2 separate regions of the Homo sapiens genome follow, and region 1 is linked to region 2. The links are chromatin loops, found by intact Hi-C in ENCODE. Cell type or tissue: HCT116. All regions are shown on one strand. Links, peaks and the distances in the headings refer to the core of each region. The heading gives the core; the rest is flanking DNA.

Region 1 (5,381 bases), core at 262-5,261, 390 kb after region 2:
CTAATAAAATAAGCAGAAAAAACGGAAGAAAAACACAATTTTTTAATGATTCAGTCCAAAAGCCACCAAGCCATTAGTAGGACAGAACATGGGAGGCATCTATTTCAGAAATGCTGGGAGTTGTGGTGGCCCATATAAGAGCTGTCTAGTGTAGGATGTCAGAGGCCAAGTGGGGTGAGGAAAAATATCCAAGCTGGTGGGTAGGAGAAGAGTAGTCATGGCTTAGTAGCTTTTAAGGACAGTTTTACTTTTTTAAACCTGACATGAATGGAATCATAGTGTATGTGTTCTATAGCTTTATCTCTACATTATGTTTTTGGGACTCATCCATGTTTATGTGTGCAGCCATAGCAAATACTTTTTTTTTTTTTTTGAGATGGAGTCTCACTCTGTCACCCAGGCTGGAGTGCAGTGGTGTGATTTCAGCTCACTGCAACCTCCACCTCCTGGGTTCAAGCCATTCTCCTGCTTCAGCCTCCCAAGTAGCTGGGATTACAGGAGTGGGCCACCACACTCAGCTAATTTTTGTATTTTTTGTGGAGATGGGGTTTCACCATGTTGGCCAGGTTGGTCTTGAACTTCCGACCTCAAGTGATCCGCCCCCCCGCCCCCCCGGCCTCCCAAAGTGCTGGGATTTCAGGCCTGAGCCACCACGCCCAGCTGCAAATATTTTTTGATTACTGTCTTCCATTATAAAAATAATTATTCAGTCTACCTTTATGGGTAACAGTCCAAGTTTACATGGCTGAATCAGTCAGCTATTGCCCAGTAAAAATCACAACAGAGCAGGTTGTCCCAAGCAGAGTAAAAAAGCATTCATATGGAAGAGCAGTTGACTGCAGTGTGTCAGAACCAGACAGTGGTGAGGAGAGCATCTTAGAGGCAGCCCAGAATGTCAGTCTACCAAGCAGAGGAGGTCACTGGCATAGAGTCCTCAAGTCAAGCAGTGTGAGAGGGCATTCCAGTGAAGGGGTGCCCTGGGGTGATGATGTGTCAGAGAGCCTAGCAGGAAGAGGAGGGAATCCATATTGGAATTCAACAAGGAGAGTCAAAGCCCAAGCAGTGTGAGGAAGGCTTACATGTGGGGTAGGAGGCAGCAGTGGAAAAAGGACATTGGTCACATATAGGAAAACTGATTAAATAAATGTGTTAATTATAACTGGAGCCAGGCCTTGCACTGTAGAAGTTAGTTACAAATATGGAAAGGAGAAAATTAGAACAATCCTTATATAGATATTTTTTGAGACAAGGTCTGGTTCTATTGCCCAGGCTGGAATGCAGTGGTGCAATCACAGCTTATTGCAGCCTCAACCTCCCCAGGGTACAGGTGATCCTCCTACTTCAGCCTCCCGAGTATCTGAGACCACAGGTGAGTGCCACCACGTCTGGCAACTTTTTGTGTTTTTTGTAGAGATAGAGTTTCACCATGTTGCCCAGACTGGTTTTGAACTGCTAGGCTCCAGTGATCTGCCCGCCTTGGCCTCCCAAAGTGCTGGGATTACAGGTATGAGCCACCACGCCTGGCCCTACCAGACTGAAAGTGGATGTATCTACGTGGATTCACGGTTTTTGATATATAAAAATATAGAAATAAGGCCGGGTGTGGTGGCTCATGCCTGTAATCCTAGCACTTTGGGAGGCCGAGGCAGGTGGATCGCTTGAGTCCAGGAGTTTGAGACCAGCCTAGGCAACAGGGTGAAACCCCCTCTCTATTAAAAGTATAAAAACTGAGGAGGATCACCTGAGTCTGGGGAGGTGGAGGCTGCAGTGATCTGTAATTATACCACTACACTCCAACCTGGGAGACAGAGTGAGACCCTGTCTCAAAAAAAAAAAAAAAGGAATAAATACAGATATAAACTTAAGTGCATATATATACATACACACACACACACACACATATGTATATGTATAGGTTTTTTGTGTGTGTCTTTGTTGATTTTGGTATCAGGGTAATGCTGGCCTCATAGAATGAGTCTGGAAGTATCCCCTCTTCAATTTTTGAAATAGTTTTCTTTTTGGCGTGTGTGTGTGTGCGTGTGCACACAAACAATTCTTTTCAAACAGAGGGCCTGGAAGCAGTGGTATCCTGATAAGCAATAAGCATATCTAGTACCCAGATCCTGGATTGTCAATACCGCTGTCCACTAAAAAGAACTAGGGATTCCTGGAAAAGCGTAGAATGAACTTGAAAAAAAATTTTGTGCTGAAAACAAGGAAATGTTCAAGAATTATGGGACCATTTCAAAATAACACAGGAATCAGTTTAAAGGACGTCTCACAAACTGTACCTGAGACAATGTGCATATCAAAATAAATAATGATGGTAAGAGTTCATAAACTATTGAATAAAATAGCAAACTATGAGTAGGTATAGACACAAATCAATCAATCAATCAATCTGAGGTCTTGTGAGCAACATAAGTATCCTATTTCAAAGTCCTTCCCACTAAATACAGATTAATTACAAAGGGAAAATGAGTAACTTTACAGTAAAGGACTCTGGTAGACACCACTTTAATCGAGTGTCAAATTTAACATCATCATAATGGGACAAATGTAAATGATGCCACCTGTTGGAATACAATGAGAGGTACAAAGCATTAGTTCTGTCACACCCCTGCCAAAATTAGTGACCTAAATATAATCATGAGGAAGCATCAAACAAAACAAATTGGCTTGTAATATTTTAAAAAGTCAAGGTTATAAAAATCAAAGGAAGACAAGGAACTATTTCAAACTGAGATACGACAACTAAGTGCAATGTGTAATTCTGAATGGCCTTTTGCTATAAAGGAAGGTATTAGATAAAATGGAAAACCCTGAATTAGGGTCTATTAGTCGATACAAGCGTATTAAGGTTAAGTTTCCTGATTTAAATGGCTGTATTGTGGTTATGTGGGAGAAGTTCCTTGTTTACAGATAATCTATACCTAAGTATTTCAAGTGATGGGTCATCAGACTGGCACTAACTCTTGAATGCTTAGGGAGAAAAGTTTTTTCTTTCTTTTTTTTTTTTTTTTTGAGATGGAGCCTCACTCTGTCACCCTGGCTGGACTGCAGTGGCACGATCCCAGCCCACTACAACCTCTGCCTCCCAGGTTCAAGTGATTCTCCTGCCTCAGCCTCCTGAGTAGCTGAGATTACAGACATACGCCACGACGGCCAGCTAATTTTTTGTATTTTTAGTAGAGATGGGGTTTTACCATTTTGGTCAGGCTGGTCTCAAACTCCTGACCTTGTGATCTGCCTGCCTCGGTCTCCTAAAATGCTGGGATTATAGGCGTGAGCCACTGCACCTGGCCAAGAAAAGTTCTTTATATTGTTCTTGAACATTTTCTGTAAGTTTTTTTTGTTTTTTTTTTTTTTGAGATGGAGTCTCGTTCTGTCCCCCAGGCTGGAGTGCAGTGGCGCGATCTCGGCTTAATGCAAGCTCCACCTCCCAGGTTCACGCCATTCTCCTGCCTCAGCCTCCCGAGTAGCTGGGACTACAGGCACTTGCCACCACGCCCGGCTAATTTTTTGTATTTTTAGTAGAGATGGGGTTTCACCGTGCTTGCCAGGATGGTCTCCATCTCCTGACCTCGTAATCTGCTCACCTCGGCCTCCCAAAGTGCTGGGATTACAGGCGTGAGCCACCGTGCCAGGTCCTTTTTCTGTAAGTTTTTGCTGGTTTGAAATTCAGAGTAATTATTTGGAAATAAGCAAAACAATTTAGTCTATTTTAGCAATACATATATACTAGGTAAAGCTATAAATAAAAGCAGCAAATTATCAACACAAATTTAGGACAGTGGTTATTTACCTCTTCCACAGAAGAAGAGACATGATCACAGAAAGACACATAAGGTATACTGATAAGAATCTATGTTTTGAGGTAGGTGGTACATATGTATTTTATTCTTATTCTTTTAACTCTCTCCCTATATTTGTTATTTATCTGTACCACATTTCCTGAAAAAAAATTTTTTTAAAAAAAGAAAAATTACATATGCTATATATGACATGTTTCTATTTTTAATTAAAACAAAACAAACTTTTTTTTTTTCCTTTTGAGACAGGGTCTTGCTCTGTCACCCAGGCTGGGGTACAGTGGTGAGATCATGGCTCATCACAGCCTCAACCTCCGGGGCTCAGGTGATTCTCCCACCTCAGCCTCCTGAATAGTCCCCAGCCTCCCAAATTGCTGGGACTACAAGAATGAGCCACGACACCCAGCCAAAAAAAAGCTTTTAAGAAGGCTGGGCACGGTGGCTCATGCTTGTAATCCCAGCACCTTGGGAGGCCGAGGTGGGTGGATCACCTGAGGTCAGGAGTTTGAGACCAGCCTGGGCAATATGGCAAAACCCCATCTCTACTAAAAATACAAAAATTAGCCAGGCATGGTGGCACGTGCCTGTAATCCCAGCTACTCAGGAGGCTGAGGCAGGAGAATCGCTTGAACCCGGGGGATGAAGGTTGCAGTGAGCTGAGATCGTGCCACTGCACTCCAGCCTGGGTGGCAGAAGACCCCGTCTCAAAAAAAAAAAAAAAGCTTTTAGGAAGAGATAAAAGACTGGAAAAATGCATCAAACTGATACTATTGATTATCTCTGAGTGGTGGAATTCATATTAACTTCAATTTCTTTTAATGTTTTTCTGTATTTTCATTCTTTCACTATAATTGACAGAAGGATATGCATATAATGCTAATGACTAATTTAAAACATTAAAAATAATTCTTTTATAATTATGCATCTACTTAAACAGAAAAATGAATCAAATGATGAGAATGAAAATCCTAAAACAGACTGAAAATACTTCATTATTATTACTATTATTATTATTATTATTTTTTGAGATGGAGTCTTGCTCAATCGCTCAGGCTGGGGTGCAGTGGCGCAATCTCGGCTCACTGCAAGCTCCGCCTTCCGGGTTCACGCCATTCTCCTGCCTCAGCCTCCAGAGTAGCTGGGACTACAGGCGCCCACCACCACGCCCGGCTAATTTTTTTTGTATTTTTAGTAGAGACAGGGTTTCACCGTGTTAGCCAGGATGGTCTCGATCTCCTGACCTCGTGATCCACCCGTCTCGGCCTCCCAAAGTGCTGGGATTACAGGTGTGAGCCACCGTGCCCGGCCAACTTCATTACTGTTATTGTTATGATTATTTTTATTTTTTGAGACAGGGTCTCAATGTCACCCAGGCTTGCAGTGTAATGGTGCAATTCGGCTCACTGCAGTCTCTACCTCCTGGGCTCAAGCAATTCTCCTCCCAAGTAGCTGGGACTACGGATGTGCATCACCATGTTCAGCTAATTTAAAAAAATTTTTTTGTAGACACGAGGTCTCACTATATGGCCCAGGCTGATCTTGAACTCCTGAGCTCAAGTGATCCTCCTG
Region 2 (5,381 bases), core at 74-5,073:
TACCAAAAAAAAAAAAAAAAAAAAAAATTAGCTGGTGTGGTGGCAGGTGCCTGTAATCCCAGCTACTTGGGAGGCTGAGGCAGGAGAATCGCTCAAACCTGGGAGGTGGAGATTGCAGTGAGCCGAGATCATGCCATTTGCAGTCTAGCCTGGACAAGAGTGAAACTCCATCTCAAAAAAAAAAAAAAGTTTAGAAAGAATAAATGAGCTAGAATTTGCTGGCACAACAGGATGACTATGGTAAAAAAAAAAAAAAAAATATATATATATATATATATTTCAACAGGGTCTCACTCTGTCACCCAGGCTGGAGTGGAGTGGTGTGTGATCATAGCTCACTGCAGCCTCTACCTCCTGGGCTCAAGTGATCCTCCCACCTTAGCTTCCCAAGTAGCTGGGACTACAGGCACACACCACCACATCCAGCTAATTGTGTTTATTTTTTTGTAGAGACGAGGTCTTGCTACGTTGCCCAGGCTGGTCTCGAGCTCCTGGGCTCAAGTGATCCTTCTGCCTTGGCCTCCCAAACTGCTAGGATTACAGGCATGAGCCCCTGCACCCAGCCCCAAAATAATTTAATTGTACATTTAAAAATAACTAAAAGAGGCTGGGCATGATGGCTTACGCCTGTAATCCCAGCACTTTGGAAGGCGGGTGTATGGCTTGAGGTCAGGAGTTTGAGACCAGACTTGCCAACGTGTCGAAACCCTGTCTCTACTAAAAATAGAAAAGTTAGCCAGGTGTGGTGGAGCATGCCTGTGATCCCAGCTACCCGGGAGACTGAGGCATGAGAATCACTTGAACCCAGGAGGCGGAGGTTGCAGGCAGCCCAGGCGACACAGTGAGACTCCATCTCAAAAAATAAAATAAAATCTAAAAAACTAAAAGAGTATAATTGGATTGTTTGTAACACAAAGGATAAAGGCTTGAGGTGACGAATACTTAATTTACCCTGATGTGATTATTATGCATTGCATGCCTGTATCAAAACATCTCATGTAGGCTGGGCACGGTCATCTTTTTAAAATAATAATTTTTAGGCCTGGTGCGGTGGCTCACGCCTGTAATCCCAGCACTTTGGGAGGCCCAGGCAGGTGGATCACTTGAGGCCAGCCTGGCCAACATGGCAAAGCCCTGTCTCTCCTAAAAACACATAAATTAGCCAGGCGTGGTGGCACTGCCCATAGTCCCAGCTACTTGGGAGGAGAGGTTGCAGTGAGCCAAGATCACGCCACTGCACTCCAGCCTGGGCAACATTCTCACTCATAGGTGGGAATTGAACAATGAGAACACATGGACACAGGAAGGGGAACATCACACTCCGGGGACTGTTGTGGGATGGGGGGAGGGGGGAGGGATAGCATCAGGAGATATACCTAATGTTAAATGACGAGTTAATGGGTGCAGCATACCAACATGGCACATGTATACATATGTAACAAACCTGCACATTGTGCACATGTACCCTAAAACTTAAAGTATAATAATAATAAAATTTAAAAAAATTCTCATGTAACCCAATATATACCTACTAAGTACCCACAACAATGAAAACATTTTAAAAATGGGAGAAATTTTTTTAAAAAGGAAAAAAAAAGAGACAAGCATTTTCTACATATTTGAGGATTTAGATTCACGGGATTGAATTGGGAAGAGTTTTTTGTTGTTTTTGTTTTTGTTTGAGACAGAGTCTCGCTCTGCCACCCAGGCTGGAATGCAGTGGTGCGATCTCAGCTCACTGCAACCTCTGCTTCCCAGGTTCGAGTGATTCTCCTGCCTTAGCCTCCCAAGTAGCTGGGATTACAGGTGCCCGCCAGTATGCCCAGATAATTTTTTGTATTTTTAGTAGAGACAGGGTTTCACAATGTTGGCCAGGCTGGTCTCAAACTCGTGACCTTGTGATTTGCCCGCTGGGTTCTGTTTTCAGAGTGAAAGACTAGCATCTTATGTTATCTTTCTATTGGGCTCATTAGATCTGTAACCCTGTCTGATGGGTTTGATTATAGCATCCTACAGCATAATTTTAAACAAGATATAGAAGGGAGAAATTCCTTCTCAAGTAGGGTACAGCAGTGGTTCTTAAACCTTAATGTGCATAAGAATTGCCTCACCTCCAGAAATGCCAATTCAGAAGGTTGTGGGGTGGGGCCCAGAATTCTTCATCTTAAACAAACTCTTCAGGATATTTTTATGCAGGTGGTCCACTTGGAAAAATACTTGGATTGTACTTGATAGAATGTCCTGACCTAGTTCTCTGGCTCCCTGGGTATTACATCAAAGGAACACTTGTAAAGGGGCAGAACTACCGATTTCATGAGTCCCAGGTGGAGAACAAGCAAAGACTGAAAAATAAACCGCATGAAGGTGCAGACAAGACATTTCTGGTACTCTGCAAAGCTCCCTGGAGAGAGAATGCAAAACCCTTGATTTCCTGACTTTAATAGTAAAACAACAAGCATCCCCCCACCCCACCCACCCTGCGCCATCCACACACACTTTGCCAGGACGTGCTGGATGCGCCCTCTAACCTCTAGGGGGAGCACAAGGATTTCCTCACACTAACGCCTTTGCTGTGGGAAAAAAATATACACGTCAAGGAGACTTTGGGGCTTAATTATTGCTAAGGGTGAAGTTTAACAAGAATGTAAGGACCTAAGAGATTGGAAGCATTTGCTCACCCATGGACTTTCCTTTCCTGCTTGTTCCTATTTAAATCTTTGGATTTTGGCCGGACGCAGTGGCTCACGCCTGAAATGCCAGCACCTTGGGAGGCCGAGGAGGGCAGATCACTTGAGGTCAGGAGTTCGAGACCAGCCTGGCCAAAATGGTGAAACCCCATCTCTACTAAAAATACAAAAATTAGCCAGGCGCGGTGGTGGGCGCCTGTAATCCCAGCTACTCAGGAGGTTGAGGCAGGAGGATGACTTGAACCCGGAAGGTAGAGGTTGCAGTGAGCCCAGATCGCACCACTGCACTCCAGCCTGGGCGACAAAAAGAGACCCTGTCTTTAAATACATAAATAAGATTAAATAAATCTTTGGATTTTAAAAAGTGGTTCTCTGGCCAGGTGCAGTGGCTCACGCCTATAATTTCAGCACTTTGGGAGGCTGAGGCGGGTGGATCACCTGCGGTCAGGAGTTCAAGACCAGCCTGACCACCATGGTGAAATCCCATCTCTACAAAAATACAAAAATTAGCCAGGCATGGTGGCGTGCGGCTGTAATCCCAGCTATTTGAGAAGCTGAGGCAGAAGAATCACTTGACCCAGGAGGCGGAGGTTGCAGTGAGCTGAGACTGTGACACTGCACTCCAGCCTGGGCGACAGAGTGAGACTCCATCTCAAAAAAAAAAAAAAAAAAAAAAGGTGGTTCTCTGAGGTAGCCCTGAGATAGCCTGGGGTGGATTTGTCAGGGTTGTTAAAGAAAAAATTATTCAGGCCAGGTGTGGTGGCTCACATCTGTAATCCCAACACTTTAGGAGGCTGAGGCGGGTGGATCACCTGAGGTCAGGAGTTCGAGAGCAGCCTGGCCAACATGGGGAAACCCCATCTCTACTAAAAATACAAAAATTAGCCAGGCTTGGTTGCGTGTGTCTGTAATCCCAGCTACTCAGGAGGCTGAGGCAAGAGAATCACTTGAACCCAGGAGGCAGAGGTTGCAGTGAGCTGAGACTGCACCACTGCACTCCAGCCTGGGCAACAAAGCAAGACTCTGTCTCAAAAAACAAGAAAAAAAAGAAAAAATTATTCTGACCTGTGCTAAAGAACAGTAAGACAGACTTTATTCTGGGGAACTGCTGCAATGGAGTCTGGGAGTTGGGGAGAGAGGTTGGGCTCAACCCTCAATCCAACAAGGACAAGTGGGAATTTTTAGCCAAGGAGCAGAGTGAGGGGGTCAATGGATGGAAAATTACTAAGAGCAGATAAGAGGATTCTTGCTAAACAAACTTAATAGGATTGTTGCTAAAGGCAACCCAAGGACTTAGACACTGTGGGTGGAGGATGAAGAAGCCAGCTATCAAGGGTGTGAGGGTATCACTACAGTCACTGAGCAGGATTCTCACTGAAACTGGGCTATGCAGGCCCAGCAAGGACAGGGCCAAGGCCTAGTGCAGAGGACCGTCAGAGGAGCATGACTAAAGTTCAGCCGAGGAGAAACTCTTGGTCAGGATTTATAGATAAAGGGCTCTTTTTCTCTTGGTTTCCCTTTCTTTTTATTTACCCTTCCTAGGGTAAAATCAAAGTGTGACCCTGAGGGTAAAGTACCTGGGAGGCCTACTTTTTACCTAGGCCTTGATCTTGAAGTCCTGCCTGGCTTAGCAGAAGATTAGAGAGGGAATGGGGCCACATTTCCAGCCTGCAAAACAGTAACTAATGTTCTTATTCTCCATTTATAGATATTTTCTCAAAGATCTAGTGGGTTGTCCACCTAGAATCCAAAGTTTCTCTTTCACACATACAACTAACTTTGATGATACAGCATTTGACTGAAATAGTAAACACAGACACACAAACACACACAAGTGTACACACACACATACACATAATGATTTAGAAAGTAGGTATCTAAATATTGAAGCGCCTTTGCTTTTCTAGACCTAGAAAATAGATTAAATAATACACCTACTTTTTTTTTTTTTTTTTTTTGAGTCGGAGTCTCCCTCTGTTGCCCAGGCTGGAGTGCAGTGGTGTGATCTTGGCTCACTGCAACCTCCACCTCCAAGGTTCAAGCAATTCTTCTGTCTCAGCCTCCTGAGTAGCTGGGATTACAGGCATGTGCCACCACACCCTGATAATTTTTGTATTTTTAGTAGAAATGGGGTTTCACCATGTTGGCCAGGCTGGTCTCGAACCCCTGACCTCAGGTGGCCGACCCGCCTCGGCCTCCTAAAGTGCTGGGATTACAGGTGTGAGCCACCAAGCCTGGATAATAGTATGACTAAATTTAATCTAAGACTCCCTAGAATGTGTCACAAAAAAGCAAAAATTGAATAAACTACAGAGCAAGCCAAGCATTAAGACTGCCTTGTGCTTTCCTACTCAGTGTACAAGTAGAGAAGGCCTGGGATGCGCCAGGCACTGTGCCTGATAGCTCCTCACTTGAAATAAACTTACAAAAGTGATTGTATCCCCCCTTTAAAGATGAGAAAAAGGTTTAGAAAGGCTAAATTGTCCAACATAAAACTGATGGAGGCTCGGCGCCGTGGCTCACGCTTGTAATCCCAGCACTTTGGGAGGCCAAGGTGGGCGGATCACGAGGTCAGGAGATCAAGACCATGGTGAAACTCCGTCTCTAACTAAAAATACAAAAAATTAGCCGGGCGTGGTGGCAGGCGCCTGTAGTCCCAGCTACTCAGAGAGGCTGAGGCAGGAGAATGGCGTG

The links. A loop is a pair of places that touch in the nucleus more often than their neighbours do. Peaks named below come from ENCODE experiments on the same cell type or tissue, not always from the same donor. Only the 100,000 strongest peaks of a DNase experiment are listed, where the experiment ranks them.
Region 1: it touches region 2 in a loop (4-fold over the local background); 9 of 110 quality-filtered maps call a loop at or near these places.

The regions. Positions count from the first base shown.
Region 1 is chr2:23,985,766-23,991,146 of GRCh38, reverse strand. The region is part of intron 6 of UBXN2A (UBX domain protein 2A); the gene reads right to left. Among named protein-coding and RNA genes, the nearest start is that of MFSD2B, 22 kb to the left of the region's middle. In HCT116, for the core only: a CTCF peak has its summit at 2,542 (motif pointing left); a DNase peak (open chromatin) is centred at 2,526.
Region 2 is chr2:24,379,747-24,385,127 of GRCh38, reverse strand. No RefSeq gene overlaps it. Among named protein-coding and RNA genes, the nearest start is that of ITSN2, 22 kb to the right of the region's middle. In HCT116, for the core only: a CTCF peak has its summit at 2,592; a DNase peak (open chromatin) is centred at 2,577.